Linked DNA regions of Homo sapiens: region 1 is linked to region 2. A link is an interaction called in ENCODE POLR2A ChIA-PET data of the cell type or tissue named here. Cell type or tissue: K562. All regions are shown on one strand. Links, peaks and the distances in the headings refer to the core of each region. The heading gives the core; the rest is flanking DNA. Region 1 has its middle 14 kb from the start of SDE2. Region 2 has its middle 7.6 kb from the start of PYCR2.

Evidence for each region. ChIA-PET counts read pairs that join two places held together with the same protein. Peaks named below come from ENCODE experiments on the same cell type or tissue, not always from the same donor. Only the 100,000 strongest peaks of a DNase experiment are listed, where the experiment ranks them.
Region 1: POLR2A ChIA-PET joins it to region 2 with 5 read pairs; 5 of 35 experiments call an interaction of 5 or more read pairs at or near these places.

Annotation. Positions count from the first base shown.
Region 1 is chr1:226,009,156-226,017,487 of GRCh38, reverse strand. No RefSeq gene overlaps it. Among named protein-coding and RNA genes, the nearest start is that of SDE2, 14 kb to the right of the region's middle. In K562, for the core only: no CTCF peak of the experiment used is centred there; a DNase peak (open chromatin) is centred at 7,697.
Region 2 is chr1:225,927,687-225,935,994 of GRCh38, reverse strand. No RefSeq gene overlaps it. Among named protein-coding and RNA genes, the nearest start is that of PYCR2, 7.6 kb to the right of the region's middle. RefSeq lists a cis regulatory region at 7,105-7,757. In K562, for the core only: no CTCF peak of the experiment used is centred there; DNase peaks (open chromatin) are centred at 4,015, 4,474 and 7,364; H3K4me3 peaks cover 429 bases.

The sequences.
Region 1 (8,332 bases), core at 36-8,035, 81 kb before region 2:
GTTATAGTTGAACATTCTCTCTCTACCTGTCTTTGATCTCACGATGGAGCCAAGATTCTGCTCAGAGAAAGGTGCTCCTGCCAGTACCAGGCCTCTGAGCCCTGGAGGTCACCAGGCAAGGTGCTTCCCATACAATTCAGAAGCAGGCTGGCAAGCTGAGGTAAGGGATTTGACGGCTTGGCCACCACCTGACAGGGAGGAAATCAGCTCGCGCACTCGAGTCCTGCCTGGTCCTGCTGGGGAGCTCCCCAACTCGGGAAACACCTGGTCCACATATGGTCAGAGAGCTGAGGGCCAGGGCCTCACAAAGCAAGGACAAACATCCTCAATAACCTTCCATGGGCTGTTATCAGAATTAATGGCAAGGCAGGGGCACCCACAGGGCTCTGAGCCCTTTCAGAGAAAGCCATAGTATGAAGACTTTTCACAGAAATGCGTGTTTGTTACGTGTGGGTGACTTTTTCCTATTTATCTCTCTGCTGGACACAAATTCAACTGGGAGTTCTTGAGGAAAGGGCCATCGCCTCACTTAATATTATATTGCTAAGATTCAACCATATTGTTATCTGTAGCTGTAGTTCATTTGTTTTTTGTTTGTTTATTTTTTTCAGAGCCCACTGAAAGAATAGTTCATTTGTTTTAACTGCTGAATCACATTCCATTGTAGGAATAAAACACAACTTACTCATCTTCTCTCCTCTTGATGGGCATTTGGATTGTTTTGGGGTTTTTGTTACTGTAAACAGGAGACAAGATGTTCCTGTCTGGAAAAAGATCAGTAAGGAGCAACTTAACCTATTGATAACAAAACCCATTATGAAATATAATAATTAAAGCAATGCAGTACTGGCCTGGGGAGAGACAAACTGACCAATGGAATAGAATGGAATGGTGTGGAACTTTGGCATATGCCAGAGGTGGCATATAAAACCAGTGGGAGGGCCAGGTATTGTGGCTCATGCCTGTAATCCCAGCACTTTGGGAGGCTGAGGCAGGAGAATCACTTGAACCTGGGAGGCAGAGGTTGCAGTGAGACAAGATTGTGCCATTGCACTCCAGCCTGGGCAACAAGGGTGGAACTCCATCTCCAAAAAAAAAAAAAAAAGAAAAGAAAAGAAAAGAAAGAACATATAGGTGAATCTTTCAGACTTTGAAGTTGGAAAAGACTTCTTAAATAATACCTAAACAGTATTTAACTGAAAAGGAAAGACTGATAAATTTGACTATATTAAATGTAAGAACATTTTTCACACATAGATTTTTCTGCAAAAAAATTTCCAAGAATAAAGATTATTCTGCTACTCTTAACCACTCCCCAGTAATAAACTTTTTATAATTTGAGATTAGATTTGAATATAAATACAATTGCAGGCTGGGCGTGGTGGCACATGTCTGTAATCCCAGCACTTTGGGAGGCCAAGTCAGGAGAGTCACTTGAACCTGGGAGGCAGAGGCTGCAGTGAGGCAAGACTGTGCCACTGTACTCCAGCCCGGGCAACAGAGCAAGACACCATCTCAAAAAATAATAATAATAAATAAATACAATTGCAGTTGACTCCATAGTCTTTTTTTTTTTTTTTTTGAGACAGAGTCTCATTCTGTTGCCCGTGCTGGAGTGCAATGGCATGATCTTGGCTCACTGCAACCTCAATCTCCTGATCTCCCAGGCTCAGGTGATCCTCCCACCTTAGCCTCCCGAGTAGCTGGGACTACAGGTATGCACCATCACACTCAGCTAATTTTTTTTTTTTGAGACGGAGTCTCGCCCTGTCTCTCAGGCTGGAGTGCAATGGCATGATATCAGCTCACTGCAACCTCTGCCTCCTGGATTCAAGAGATTCTCCTGCCTCAGCCTCCCAAGTAGTTGGGATTACAGGCCAAGCCACCATGCCTGGCCAATTTTTTGTATCTTTAGTAGAGATGGGGTTTTATCATGTTGGCCAGGCTGGTCTCAAACTCCTGACCTCGTGATCTGCCCGCCTCAGCCTCCCAAAGTGCTGGGATTACAGGCGTGAGCCACTGTGCCCGGCCTCGGCGAATTTTTGTATCTTTTGCAGAGATGGGTTTTCACCATGTTGTCTGGGTTTCATAGTCTTAAAGGGAATCATTCTTTCCCCCAAACTGCAGTAACATTATTGGTGCCAAATCACCCTCTTCCCTTGACCTGGTTCATCTTAACCAAGTGTTCCCTTCTTGCTTCCTGCTTCCTCTTTCACCCCACTTAGAATAGAAACATCAGAGCCTTTACTAGCTGGAAACCATAATGGGAGAGAAAGGTCAAAATATGCTGAATTAAAACATAAGTGGGATATTATCCTCACCCAAAGATAAAAATTTGAAGTTACCAACAATAAAGAAGCTAATGGAAATTAATTAATATTCCTTCCTCAAATATTTATTTGAGCATTAACTCTCTCTTAGACACTGTGCTAGAAGCTAGAAATAGAAATATGAGATGCAGCCAGGCACGGTGGCTCAGCCACCGTGATTACTCCCAGCACTCTGGGAGGCTGAAGTGGGTGGATCATTGAGGTCAGGAGTTCGAGACCAGCCTGGCCAACATGGTGAAACCCCCGTCTCTACTAAAAATACAAAAATTATCCAGGCATGGTGGCGCGTGCCTGTAATCCTAGCTACTGGGGAGGCTGAGGCAGGAGAATCACTTGAATCTAGGAGGCAGAGGGTGCAGTGAACTGACATTGTGCCATTGCACTCCAGCCTGGGAGACAAGAGCGAAACTGTCTCAGAAAAAGAAAAGAAAAGAAAAAAAAAGGAAACATAAGATCCAGTCTCTGTTCTAAAGGAAGACAAGGAGATGCTAGGGCCAGTGTGCTTGGCACTATGTTAGAGTTCTGTAAGCTCCCAGCAGAGCACACAGGAAGGAATGGGCGGTGATAGCAGGGAGAGTGGGGAAGGTTGGGGAAAGGCAGGGATAGGAGAAGCTTGAAAGGTCCAATTTGAGCAAGGACATGAAGGTGTGAATAAGCAGCTGAACACAGAGAAGCACAGGTAGTCAGCATGGCTGAAGCACAGGGTCCCAGTGGGGAGACTGCTTGAGAACCAAGGCACAGCATGAGGCAGAGGCCAGTTTGGGTGTTTGAACTTTCTTCAGAAGCTAGAGGTGCCACTGAAGAGTTTCAAACACAGGAGTGGCATTATTATTATTATTGAGACAGTTTCGCTCTTGTTGCCCAGGCAGGGGTGCAGTGGTGCAATCTCGGCTCACTGCAACCTCCACCTCCCAGGTTCAAACAATCCTCCTGCCTCAGCCTCCCAAGTAGCTGGGATTACTGGCATGTGCCATCATGCCCAGCTAATTTTGTACTTTTAGTAGAGACAGGCTTTCACCATGTTGGCCAGGCTGGTCTCGAACTCCTGACCTCAGGTAATCCATCCACCTCAGCTTCCCAAAGTGTTGGGATTACAGGCGTGAGCCACCGTGCCCAACCAGGAGTGACATAATTATATTTGGTTTCAGGGAGATCACTATGGCTGCAGTGTGCAGTGCGGGCGGAAGGGTTTGAGGATGGTGGTAGGAAGTTCACCCAGACCGGAGCCCATGGTGGCTGAAACACAGAGTTAGCATTGGGAGAGGAAGGGCACTGAGAGAGAAGTGAAGCAATTGGATGTTGACTAGATTTGGGAGATGACAAAGCATGGGATCTAGGATGACTCTGTTTTAGATGCCCAGGTGGATAGATGGTGGTACCACTCACTGAATTACAGAATACAAAAGCTAAAGCAAGTTTACGGGGAAGATAATTAATCTTGAGATACATATGGGACATCCAGATGGCAGAGCCAGAGAGCTAAGAGGCCCACCATGGCATGCTGCAGAGCCAGGGCAAGGAAAGGGGCAGGGCAAGCCCAGAGAAACCTCTGCAGAACCTGGCTGGGAGGGGCGGATTGACAGTGGAAGAGACAAAGGGCACACGGTGGAAGAGGGTGTTTTTTTGGGGGGTTAGGACAGGGTCTTGCTCTGTCATCAGAGTTGGAATACAGTGGTGTGATCATAACTCACTGTAGCCTCAAACTCTGGGGCTCAAGGAATCCTCCCACCTTAGCCTCCCAAGTAGCTGGGACCACAGATGCATGCCACGATGCCTGGCTAATTTTGTAATTTTTTGTAGACATGCGGACTTGCTCTATGCCCAGGCTGATTTAGAACTCCTGGCCTCAAGTGATCTTCCAGCCTCAGCCTCCCAAAGTGGTAGGATTATAGGCACGAGCTACCATGCCCAGCCAAGGCTGGTTTTTAAGTTTAAGACATGTGAAACATAAATATGTATCCAGATTGTGAAAAAGAAGCCAGTAGAACTGGAATATTTGATGGAGAAATCCCATCTTTATGTCTTACATCTTGTGGATATTGAACTTTCAAAGAAAAGGTAATGATATCTGTAAGAAGCCACTCTTACTCTAAAATAAATCCTAGACAGTGTCAGAATTATAGCATAGTCCCTCTTGCCTCATCGACAGCAAACAATAATTTTGATGCACAAACAAGATATATATCCAAAATTGCAAGAATCACGCAAAGGAACGTAACTCAGAATGGCAGGCGCAGGCCTAATATCTTCATCTGCATCTGTGTTCCACCAATATCCTAACAGCATCCAGCCCTTCTCATTGGACTTTTCTATTTCGGTGGGATCTGTGATACAATCACATAGGCATTTTCCAGATTTATGCAGATAATACAGAATATCATTATAAATTCATGACATAGACATTGACGGGCTGTACATGGAACCCAGCTATAGAAAGGGAAAGGCAAAGAAAAAGAACCTGGCTAGGAGTACATTGAAGATGAAGACACACTGGAAATATTCCCACCCAAGCCTTCCGACTCGGCACTCAGTAGTGAGTGATCATGAAGGTTTCTGGCAGGAAGAGGACACTCAAGGAGATTGATCAAATGTCTCTTTTTTCCTCCTCCCTGATCTTCTACCTTCTGGACTGTGCTTTGTCTTTTTTTTTTTTTGAGACGGCTGTCGCCCAGGCTGGAGTGCAATGGCGCGATCTCGGCTCATTGCAAACTCCGCCTTCTGGGTTCACGCCATTCTCCTGCCTCAGCCTCCTGGGTAGCTGGGACTACAGGTGCCTGCCACCACGCCCGGCTAATTTTTTTGTATTTTTAGTAGAGATGGGGTTTCACCGTGTTAGCCAGGATGGTCTCGATCTCCTGACCTCGTGATCCACCCACCTCGGCCTCCCAAAGTGCTGGGATTATAGGCGTGAGCCACCGCGCCCAGCCTGTGCTTTGTCTTTGAGGACACCAGATTCCCATGAGTAAAGAGGGAGCCATTTAGTCAATTCTGCTTCCTCAGGGTCTCCTCCATTTTCCTTCGTTCGGTGCCCTTGTCTGCAGGCCTTCATCCCCTCTGGACCTTGGCAGAAGCCTGACTGGTCTTTATGCTGTGGAATCACTCAGACCCGAGTTGAAATCTTGGTTCTGATACCTTATGGCTGTGTGACCTAGGTTAAGTCACTTCACCTTTCTGAGTCTGTTTCCACACTTGTAAAACAGAGATGGCTACTCAATAAATGGTGACTAGTATTGTTGTTATTTATGCCTTCAATCTCTATCCAGGGTTCTTTTTCTTTTCTTTTTTATTTTTTTGAGACGGAGTTTCAATCTTCTCACCTAGGCTGGAGTGCAATGGTGTGATCTTGGCTCCCTGCAACCTCCACCTCCCAGGTTCAAGTGATTCTCCTGCCTCGGCCTCCCGAGTAGCTGGGATTAAAGACATGCCCAGCTAATTTTTGTATTTTTGTAGAGATGGGGTTTCACCATGTTGGTCAGGCTGGTCTTGAACTCCTGACCTCAAGTAATCTGCCCGCCTTTGCCTCCCAAAGTGCTAGGATTACAGACGTGAACCAAGTAATCTGCCTGCCTCTGCCTCCCCAAGTGCTAGGATTACAGACGTGAGCCACCACACCTGGCTCCTAGGGTTATTTTTCTAAAGCATGGATCTGACCATGTCTCCTTTCTGTTCAAAACCTGCTGTGGTCTCTCCTTCCTTATGGAGTGAGGTCCAGATGTCTCAGCCAGGTGTTAAAAGCCCAGTCTGCCTCTTCAGCCATTATCCTCCACGCTTTCACCCTTTCCCCTGCTATGTATGCTCTTGCAATAACTTCTTTCCATTCCTTGAATGAACCGCGTGCTCCTCCTCAGTGCCTTTCTATTAAGTGCATCTGTGTGTTTGTCATCAATGCTTTTATTTTTTAACCTGATCAGCCTATCCAATGCATACCCATTCAAAACCCCAATTCTTTGTCTCTCTGTCTCACCTAAGTGCCTTTGGGATGTAGCTTGTGTGTGTCTGTGGGTCTGTTACAGCATTTACTGGTCTGAGACATTTCAAGAATGATTTTTTATTTATTATGGTTTTAGAACATCTGGAGAGTAGGCCCTTACCTTTTTTATCCTGGTGTCTCTCTGTCAAGTTCCCTCCCTCTCATCCCTCTTTTCCTGCACTTAGGAGGTAAGAAATAAATGGTTGTTAAATTGAATTGAACAAGCCACTCATACTGCAGGTCTCTAAATCTTTAGAGTGAGCTGTGATGATACAGAGTTTCATCTTTACACAGCGAATTCCTTTGTGGTTATTGGCTCTGCACGTGAGCATAAAGAGGACACACAGGGTAGCTGTGTTCAGTAATTACCTTATCCTCCAAGTGGAAGAAGGTGGGGAGACTTAGCTCATCACGTCAGTCTTAACAACTAGAAAAAAAGATACAGTAAAGTGGATTTTGATGGTGTGTGGAGAAAAAAGAGTGTGGGTGTTTATGAATTAAAATGAAATGAGCTCTGGCCGGGCATGGTGGCTCATGCCTGTTATCCCAGCACTTTGGGAGGCGGAGGTGGGCGGATCACCTGAGGTCAGGAGTTCAAGACCAGCCTGGCCAACATGGTGAAACCCCGTCTCTACAAAAATACAAAAATTAGCTGGGTATGATGGCAGGTGCCTGTAATCCCAGCTAGTTGGGAGGCTGAGGCAGGAGAGTCGCTTGAACCTGGGAGGCAGAGGTTGCTGTGAGCTGAGATCTCACCATTGTACCCTAGACTGGTGACAGAGTGAGACTCCATCTCAAAAAAAAAAAAAAAAAAGAAAAGAAAAGAACTGAGCTCTATAATATCCTGAGGAATCGAAGGCAGTGCCTCTGTAATCTGCATCTCTGGTTTTTTGTGTAGAAACTCTTTAGTTAACTTATAGTTCCTTACTTCAATCTCAGACTTCTTTGAATACCAATCTTAGGGCATACTATTAGGTGTGACTTGAAAAGAAGTTCCATAGTCAATTAAGTTTGCAAAATACTGGATTAAACAAACAAAATAAAATTTCTCAGGGCTTTTACTATGTTAATAAATTTTGTGAATCTCTAAAAGAGGGCACATGGTATAGGAGTTGTTACAGAATGAATGTTTGTGTCTCTGCCAAACTCAGTTTTTTTTAAGAGATGGGGTCTCACTCTATTGTCCAGGCTGGAGTGCAGTGGCACCATCATAACTCACTGCAGCCTCAAACTCCTGGCCTCAAGCAATCCTCCTGCCTTAGCCTCCTGGGATTACAGGCTCAAGCCACCATGCTTGGTTCAAATTCACATATTGAAGCCCTAACCCCCAGTGCGACGGTACTAGGAGAGGCAGCCTTTGGGAGGTAATTAGGGTTAGAGAGGTTAGGATGTAGCGCTCATTATGGGATTAGTGCCCTTATCAGAAGAGGAACAGACTGCATCTTGCTCTCGCTCTCTCTCTCTCCCATCTGGACATGCCAGCAAAAAGGCATCTGTCTATAAGCCGTAAGAGGGCCCTCACCAAGAACTGAATCTGCCAGCACCTAGATCGTGGGACTTCCCAGCCTCTAGAACTATGAGAAATAAATATCTGTTGTGTAAGTTACCTGGTATGTTTTTCTTTCTTTCTTTCTTTTCTTTTCTGAGACAGTCTCGCTCTGTCGCCCAGGCTGGAGTGCAGTGACACGATCTCGGCTCACTGCAACCTCCACTTCCTGGGTTCCAGTGATTCTCCTGCCTCAGCCTCCCAAGTAGCTGGGATTACAGGCAGGCGCCATCACACCCTGCTAATTTTTGTATTTTTAGTAGAGACAGGGTTTCACCATGTTGGCCAGGATGGTCTCGAACTCCTGACCTCACGTGATCCTCCCACCTCGGCCTCCCACATTTCTGGGATTACAGGCGTTAGCCATTGCTCCCGGCCTGGTATGGTATTTTGTTACAGCAGCCCAAGTCAGACTAAGACAGGAGTGTTCTCAAATGTATCTGAAAATGGAATTCTTTTATAACAGCGCATTGTGGTCTAGGGTTT
Region 2 (8,308 bases), core at 1-8,000:
TCACCTGGGCGGAAGTGCAGTGGCGTGATCTCAGCTCACTGCAACCTCTGCCTCCCAGGTTCAAGCGATTCTCCTGCCTCAGCCTCCCAAGTAGCTGGGATTACAGGCGCCCACCACCACGCCCGGCTAATTTTTTGTATTTTTAGTAGAGATGGGGTTTCCCCATGTTGGCCAGGCTGGTCTCGAACTCCTGATCTCGTGATTCACCTGCCTCGGCCTCCCAAAGTGCTGGGATTACAGGTGTGAGCCACCGTGCCCGGCCCTTGGTATTTTTTTAGTAGAGACTGGGTTTCACCATGTTGGCCCGGCTGGTTTCGAACTCCTGATTTCAGGTGATCCGACCGCCTTGGCCTCCCAAAATGCTGGGATTACAGGCATAAGCCACTGTGCCCAGCCTAATTTTTGCATCTTTTAGTAGAGACGGGGTTTTGCTATTTGGCCAGGCTGGTCTTGAACTCCTGACCTCAAGTGATCCGCCCGCCTCAGTTTCCCAAAGTGCTGGGATTACAGGCGTGAGCCACGGTGCCCGGCCTACCTCCTCTTTAGAAAGCACTGTAACCCCTACAATAGTGGTGATGGGCAATGGGGGTTGACAATAGTGTGGTAAGCGAGCTAACATTTCTTATCATTCACTATGAACCAGGGAACTGGACTAGGCATTGTCACATGTCACTTAATTCTTGCAGCTATCCCATAAGGTGGGTATTATTAATCCTATTTTTTAGATGAAGAAACAGCCTGAGGTAATGCGAGCATGTTGAATCTCTATCCCACAGAATGGGTTATAAACTTCTTCCTATGCCAGTCCCCAATAAGCTGCTCTGCTGATGACACAGGCATCAGGTTAAAATGTCATTTGGGAGCTGTCTTATGCAATTCCCCTCCATTTAGCTTTCCCATTGAGCTGGGTTTCCTTATGCTTGTCTATGGAGAAAGTTATACAGTCATATACCGCAAAATGATAGTTCGGTCAATGACAGACCACATACACAATGGTGGTCCCATAAGATTACAATGGAGCTGAAAAATCCCTATGGTCTAGTGACATCATAGTCATTATAATGTCCTAGCACAACCCATTACTCATGTGTTTGTGGTGATGCTGATATAAACACACTTACTGTGCTGTCAGTTGTATAAAAACATAGCACATGCTAGGCCGGGCATGGTGGCTCACGCCTGTAATCCTAGCACTGTGGGAGGCTGAGGAGGGTGGATCACCTGGAGTCAGGAGTTCGAGGCCAGCCTGACCAATATAGTAAAACCCCTTCTCTACTAAAAAAACAGAAACTAGTCAGGCGTGGTGGCGGGTGCCTGTAGTCCCAGTTACTCAGGAGGATGAGACAGGAGAAGAATCACTTGAACCCTGGAGACGGAGGTTGCAGTGAGCTGATATCACACCACTGCACTCCAGTCTGGGTAACAGAGTGAGACTCCATCTCAAAAAATAAATAAAATAAAGCACAGCACATGTAATTATATATAGTATATAATACTTGATAAGTGACTGTTACTGTTATGTATTTACTATACTTTTTATTATTTTAGAGTACTCGTTCTACTTATTAAAAAAAAAAAGTTAACTGTAAAACAGGCTCAGGCGGTTCCTTCAGGAGGAATCCAGAAGAAGGCATTGTTATCATAAGAGATGACAGCTCCGTATATGTTATTGCCCCTGAAGACCTTCTACTGGGACAAGATGTGGAGGTGGAAGACAGTGATATTGCTGATCCTGACCCTGTGTAGGCCTAGGCTACTGTGTGTGTTTGTGTTTTATTTTTTAACAAAAAACTTAAAAATTAGAAAAAAAATAAACTTTTTAATAGAAAAAGTTTATAGAATAAGGATAAAAAGAGGCCAGGCGCGGTGGCTCATGCCTGTAATCCTAGCACTTTGGGAGGCCGAGGTGGCAAATTGGCTGAACTCAGGAGTTTGAGACCAGCCAGGGCAACATGGTGAAACCCCAACTCTACTAAAATACAAAAAAATTACCTGGGCATGGTGGCGCATGCCTATAGTCCCAGCTACTCGGGAAGCTGAGACAGGAGAATCACTTGGATCCGAGAGGCAGAAGTTGCAGTGAGCCGAGATCACACCACTGGACTCCAGCCTGGGCAACAGAGCAGGACTCTGTTCCCCTCCAAAAAAATAAAAGAATAAGGATAAAAAGAAAAATATTGTATAAATCTGTACAATATGTTTCTGTTTTAATTGTTATTACAAAAGAGTTGGCCAGGTGTGGTGGCTCATGCCTGTAATCCCAGCACTTTGGGAGGCTGAGGTGGGCGGATCACCTGAGGTCGCGAGTTCAAGACCAGCCTGACCAACATGGTGAAACCCTTTCTCTACTAAAAATATAAAATTAGCCGGGCATGGTGGTGCATGCCTGTAATCCCAGCTACTCGGGAGGCTGAGGCAGGAGAATCACTTGAACCTGGGAGGCAGAGGTTGCAGTGAGCTGAGATCGCACCATTGCACTCCAGCCTGGTGACAGAGTGAGACTCCGTTTCCAAAAAAAAAAAAGAGTCAAAAAGTTTCTTTTTAATTTAACGTTTATAAAAAAGTTACAGTAAGCTAAGGTCAATTATTAAAGAAAGAAAAATTTATTTTTACAAATTTAGTGTAGGCTAAGTATACAGTGTTGATAAAGTCTACAGTAGTGTACAGTAATGTCCTAAGCCTTCACATTCACTCATTACTCACTCACTGACTCACCCAAAGCAACCTCCACTCCTCCAAGCTCCATTCATGGCAAGTGCCCTATAGATGTTGTGCCATTTTAAAATATTTTACACTATATTTCTACTATATCTTCTCTATGTTTAGGTATGTTTAGATACACAAATACTTACCATTGTGTTACGATTGCCTACAGTATTCAGTACAGTAATATGCTGCACAGGTTTGTAGCCTAGGAGCAATAGGCTACACCACATAGTCTAGGTGTGTAGTAAACTCCACCGTGTAGGTTTATGTGAGTGCGCTCCATGATGTTTCCACAGCAATGAAATCGCCTAACAATGCATTTCTTAGAACACATCCCCATCGTTTTTTTTTTTTTTTTTTTTTGAGTTGGAGTCTTGCTCTGTCACCCAGGCTAGAGTGCAGTGGTGTGATCTCAGCTCACTGCAGACTCCGCCTCCCAGACTCAATCGATTCTCCTGCCTCAGCCTCCCAAGTAGCTGGGATTACAGGTACCCGCCACCGCGCTCAGCTAATTTTTGTATTTTTTAGTAGAGGCAGGGTTTCACCATCTTGGCCAGGCTGGTCTCCAACTCCCGACCTCATGATCCATCTACTTTGGCCTCCCAAAATGCTGGGATTACAGGCATGAACCACCGCACCAGGCCAATATCCCCATTGTTAAGTGAGGCATGGCTGTACTTCGGGATAAAGGACTCTCTATTTCTTACCTGCAAAGCTAATTAATACTAACTAAATAATAAGAGAAAAATAGGCTGGGTGTGGTGGCTCATGCCTGTAATCCCAGCACTTTGGGAGGCTGAGGCGGGTAGATCGCTCTAGGCCAAGGAGTTCTAGACCAGCCTGGCCAACATGGTGAAACCCCATCTCTACTAAAAATACAAAAATTAGCTGGGCATGGTGGTGCACACCTGTGATCCTAGCTACTCAGGAGGCTGAGGTAGAGAATCACTTGAACCTGGGAGGTGGAGGTTGCAGTGAGCCGAGATTGTGCCACTGCACTCCAGCCTGGGTGACAGAGCCAGACTCTGTCTCAAAAAAAAAATTAAAATCATAACAGAAGAAAAATAGAGCTAAAAAATGTCTAAAGAGGGCCAAGATTTTCCAGTTGGGGTATTGTAAATACCAGGGCATATGGTTGCTTTGTGTACCAGAAGGATATCAATATCCACCTGAAGAACTCTACCAGTTACACAGTGATGTATCTGTGGCTCTAAAAGATCTGTGGATTCCCAGGCAGTCACATGCAATCAGTGACAAAGATGGGCCTGCTCACACCAGGCTGAGTGTGAGCTAAAAAAAAAAAAAAAATGTAGGAGATTGGCTTCATTTCAAAATGTAAGGCGTGCTCATTAGGATAGGGAGACAGTGTGGTAGACAGAACGCTCTCCCCAAAGACACCTGGGCCCTAATCCTTGCAACCTGTGACTGTTATGTTACATAGCAAAAAGGACTCTGCAGATGTAATTAAGGTTACAAACCTTAAAATAGGGAGATTATCGTGGATTATCTGAGTGTGCCCAATCTAATCACATGAGCCCTTCAAAGCAGAGAACTTTCTCTGGCTGGAGGCAGGAGAGATGAGGTAGAAGGGAGAGGTCAAAGAGATCTGAAGCATGAGAAGGACTTGCCCTGCCATTGCTGGTCTGAAGATGAGGGAAGCCATGAGCTAGAGAATGTGAGTGGCCTCTAAAAGGTGGGCTGACTCCCAGCTGATAGCCAGCAAGGAAAGGGGACCTCAGATCTACACCCACATGGAAGTCGAATTCTGCCAACACTTGAATGAGTCTGAAGGTGGATCCTCCCCCAGAGCCTCCAGATAAGAGCCCAGATTATCAGCTGACATGGGGATTTGTCTTTATGAGACCTGGAGCAGAGAAACCAGCTGAGGCTACTCAGACTGTTTTTTTGTCTTGTTTTGTTTTGTTTTGTTTTGTTTTGTTTTAAAGACAGGGTCTCACTGCCACCCAGACTGGAGTAAAGCACGATCATAGCTCACTGCAGCCTCTATCTCCCAGGCTCAAGTGATCCTCCCACCTCCCTCTCCCCAAGTAGCTGGGACTACAGGCTCATACCACCATACTGGCTAATTTTTACAATTTTTGTAAAGACAGGGGTCTCCCTACATTGCCCAGCATGGCCTCAAACTCAGACTTTAAATCTACAAAATGTGAGATAAAGTTGTTTCATTTTAAGCAGCTAAATTTGTGATGAATTAATACAGCAGCAATAGAAAATTAATACAGACAGTAAGCCAAATCCCATTAGAAGTAGGATGTAATTACAATTTTTTTTCACTTAAAAGATGAAATAAAGGGCCAGGTGCAGTGGCTCAAGCCTGTAATGCCAGCGCTTTGGGAGGCCAAGGCAGGCAGATTGCTTGAGCCTGCGAGTTCAAAACCAAACTGTACAACATAGTGAGACCATCCCCATCATCTATACTTTAAAAAATACAAAAAATTAGCCAGGAGTAGTGGTTGTAGTTCCAGCTACTTGGCAGGCAGAAGTGGGAGGAGTGTTTGAGCCTGGGAAGTTGAGGCTGCAGTGAGCTGTGATGATGCCACTACACTTTAGCCTGGGTGACACAGCAAGAACTTGTCTCAAAAAATAAATAAATAAATAAATAAATAAATAACATTAAAGATAATTTTTAATGTATTGCAAACCACCCATAATCCCACCATCCTAAAACAAAATTATTTTGGTTTTTGCATATCACCTGTTTCCATGCAGCATGAGTAAATACTTATTTTAAAAACCAAGGTTTTGGCTGGGCACGATGGCTCACGCCTGTAATCCCAGCACTTTGGGAGGCCGAGGTGGGTGGATCACGAGGTCAGGAGATGGAGACCATCCTGGCTAACATGGTGAAACTCTGTCTCTACTAAAAAAAAAAAAAAACAAAACAACAAAAAAAATTAGCCAGGCGTGGTGGTGGGCACCTGTAGTCCCAGCTACTCGGGAGGCTGAGGCAGGAGGATGGTGTGAACCCGGGAGGCGGAGCTTGCAGTGAGCTGAGATCCCGCCACTGCACTCCAGCCTGGGGCGACAGAGCGAGACTCTGTCTCAAAAAAAAAAAAAAAAAAAAAATCAAGGTTTTGGCCAGGTATGGTGGCTCACGCTTGTAATCCCAGCACTTTGGGAGGCCAAGGTGGGTGGATCACCTGAGGTCAGGGGTTCGAGACCAGCTTGGCCAACACGGTGAAACCCCGTCTCTACTAAAAATACAAAAATTAGCTGGGTGTGGTGGTGCACACCTGTAGTCCCAGCTCCTCAGGAGGCTGGGGCAGGAGAATTACTTGAACCTGGGAGGCAGAGGTTGCAGTGTGCTGAGATTGCACCACTGTACTCCAGCCTGGGTGACAAAGCTAGACTCCGTCTCAAAAAAAAAAAAAAGTTTTTCTTATCTTTCTTTTTTTTTTAATTATACTTTAAGTTCTAGGGTACTTGTGCACAACGTACAGGTTTGTTACATATGTATACATGTGCCATGTTGGTGTGCTGCACCCATTAAGTCATCATTTACATTAGGTATATCTCCTAATGCTATCCCTCCCCCCTCCCCCTACCCCACAACAAGCCCTGGTGTGTGATGTTCCCCTTCCTGTGTCCAAGTGTTCTCATTGTTCAATTGCCACCTATGAGTGAGAACATGCGGTGTTTGGTTTTTTGTTCTTGCGATAGTTTGCTTTTTTTTCTTTCTTTTCTTTTTCTTTTTTTTTTTGAGACAGGGTCTCACCCTTTTGCTCAGGCTGGAGTGCAGTAGCAGGATCTTAGCTCACTGTAACCTCCACCTCCCAGGCTCAAGTGATCCTGCCACCTCAGCTTCCTGAGTAGTTGGGCCTACAGGCACGAACCACCACACTCGGCTAATTTTTTATTTTTATTATTTATTTATTTTTATTTTTTTATTTTTTGGTAGAGACAGGGTTTTGCCATGTTGCCCAGGATGGTCTCAAACTCCTGAGCTCAAGTGATCCTCCTGTCTCAGCCTTCCAAAGTGTTGGAATTACAGGCATGAGCCACTGCGCCCGGCCAAAATCAAGTTTTAATGTGCTTATTGCATGGGAAAAAGAAGTGAAGAGAGTTATTCTCCAAAAGGGTCACATTTGTTCTAAATCTTTGTGTGGTGGAATTGAAAACAATGTTTTTCCATTTGTTCTCTTTCTTTTTTGTTTTTTCGAGGCAGAGTGTCACTCTGTCGCCCAGGCTGAAGTGCAGTGGCACGATCTCAGCTCACTGTAACCACCGCTTCCTGGGTTCAAGCGATTCTTGTGCATCCGCCACCAGAGTAGCTGGGAGTACAAGCGCAGGCCATGATGCCCGGCTAATTTTTGTATTTTTAGTAGACAGGGTTTTGCCACGTTGGCTAGGCTGGTTTGGAACTCCTGTTTTCAAATGATCGCCTGCCTTGTTCTCCCAAAGTGCTGGGATTACAGGAATGAGCCACTGCACCCAGCCTTCCATTTGATCTCATTTCTAATTTTTCTAAAATAAACATGGATTATTTATGCAATAACAAAAAGAATGCAAAAATGCACTCAAAAATGCGCCTCTTTGGAGAGGCTCCTAGGACAGGGAGGATTGAGGGCCAAGGCACTTGCCATCTGTTTATCTGGGAGCAGCACAGGCTTCTCTCTCATTTCCTAGGTCATCTCAGTTCTTAGGAGAGACTGGCCTGCTGTTTAGAGATAGGAGAGACTGGCCTGCTGTTTAGAGGGAGGCCCTGAGGCCCTGATAGTGAAGAAGCAGAAGTAGACAGAAGTGAAGCAGTATCCATTTTGTCTGAGACAGCTGGAGAGGGCCATCAGGCAGGACAGAGGGGAGTGAAGAGGGAGGAAGGGTACAAACAGCAGAACCTGACTGGTGGATGAGAGGATGGGAGTAGAGGGGTGAAGGTGGGCAGTCCTGGCAGCTTTGTGGACGTGTCTGCTCCGAGACAGCAAAAGGATAGTGGGTGCCCAAGGAGACAAGTGCCAGCAGGGACTGAGCATGTCCCATGGCAGGATGGCAGTGCAAGGCTGGGGTGTCCTTTAGGGTGGCTGGATGGGAACGAAGGGCTTCCCCTCTCCTCTCCTCAACTTCAGTTCAGAGGAACTCCACAGGCATCAGATGTGACTGCCTTAGAAACCAAGGCAGTGGCCACAGCACCAAGGAAATGGGACGTTAGAGTCAGCAAGGTCATTAAAAGAGAATAAAATGGTCTTACCTATATTTAAAATAGGTAACAGGCTGGGTGCGGTGGCTCATGCCTGTAATCCTAACACTGGGAGGCCAAGGAGGGAGGATTGCTTGAGGTCAAGAGTTCAAGATCAACCTAGACTAACATAGTGAGACCCCGTCTCTATTTTATATATATATTTTATATATACATATATTTGGGTTTTTTTTGTTTTCTTACTTTGTTTTTATTTTTTGTTGTTTTCTTTTCTCTTTTGCTCTTTTTTATTTCCATCTTATATTTTTAAAAAATAAAATATAATAGATTTTGTATATATAAACTTTAAACTTTGGAGATGAAAAAATAATAGATCAAAACTACCACAAAAAAGAACAGTTTGTGGTCAGTGGCTCACTTGCTGCCCTAAGTCCAAACTGAGGGGAG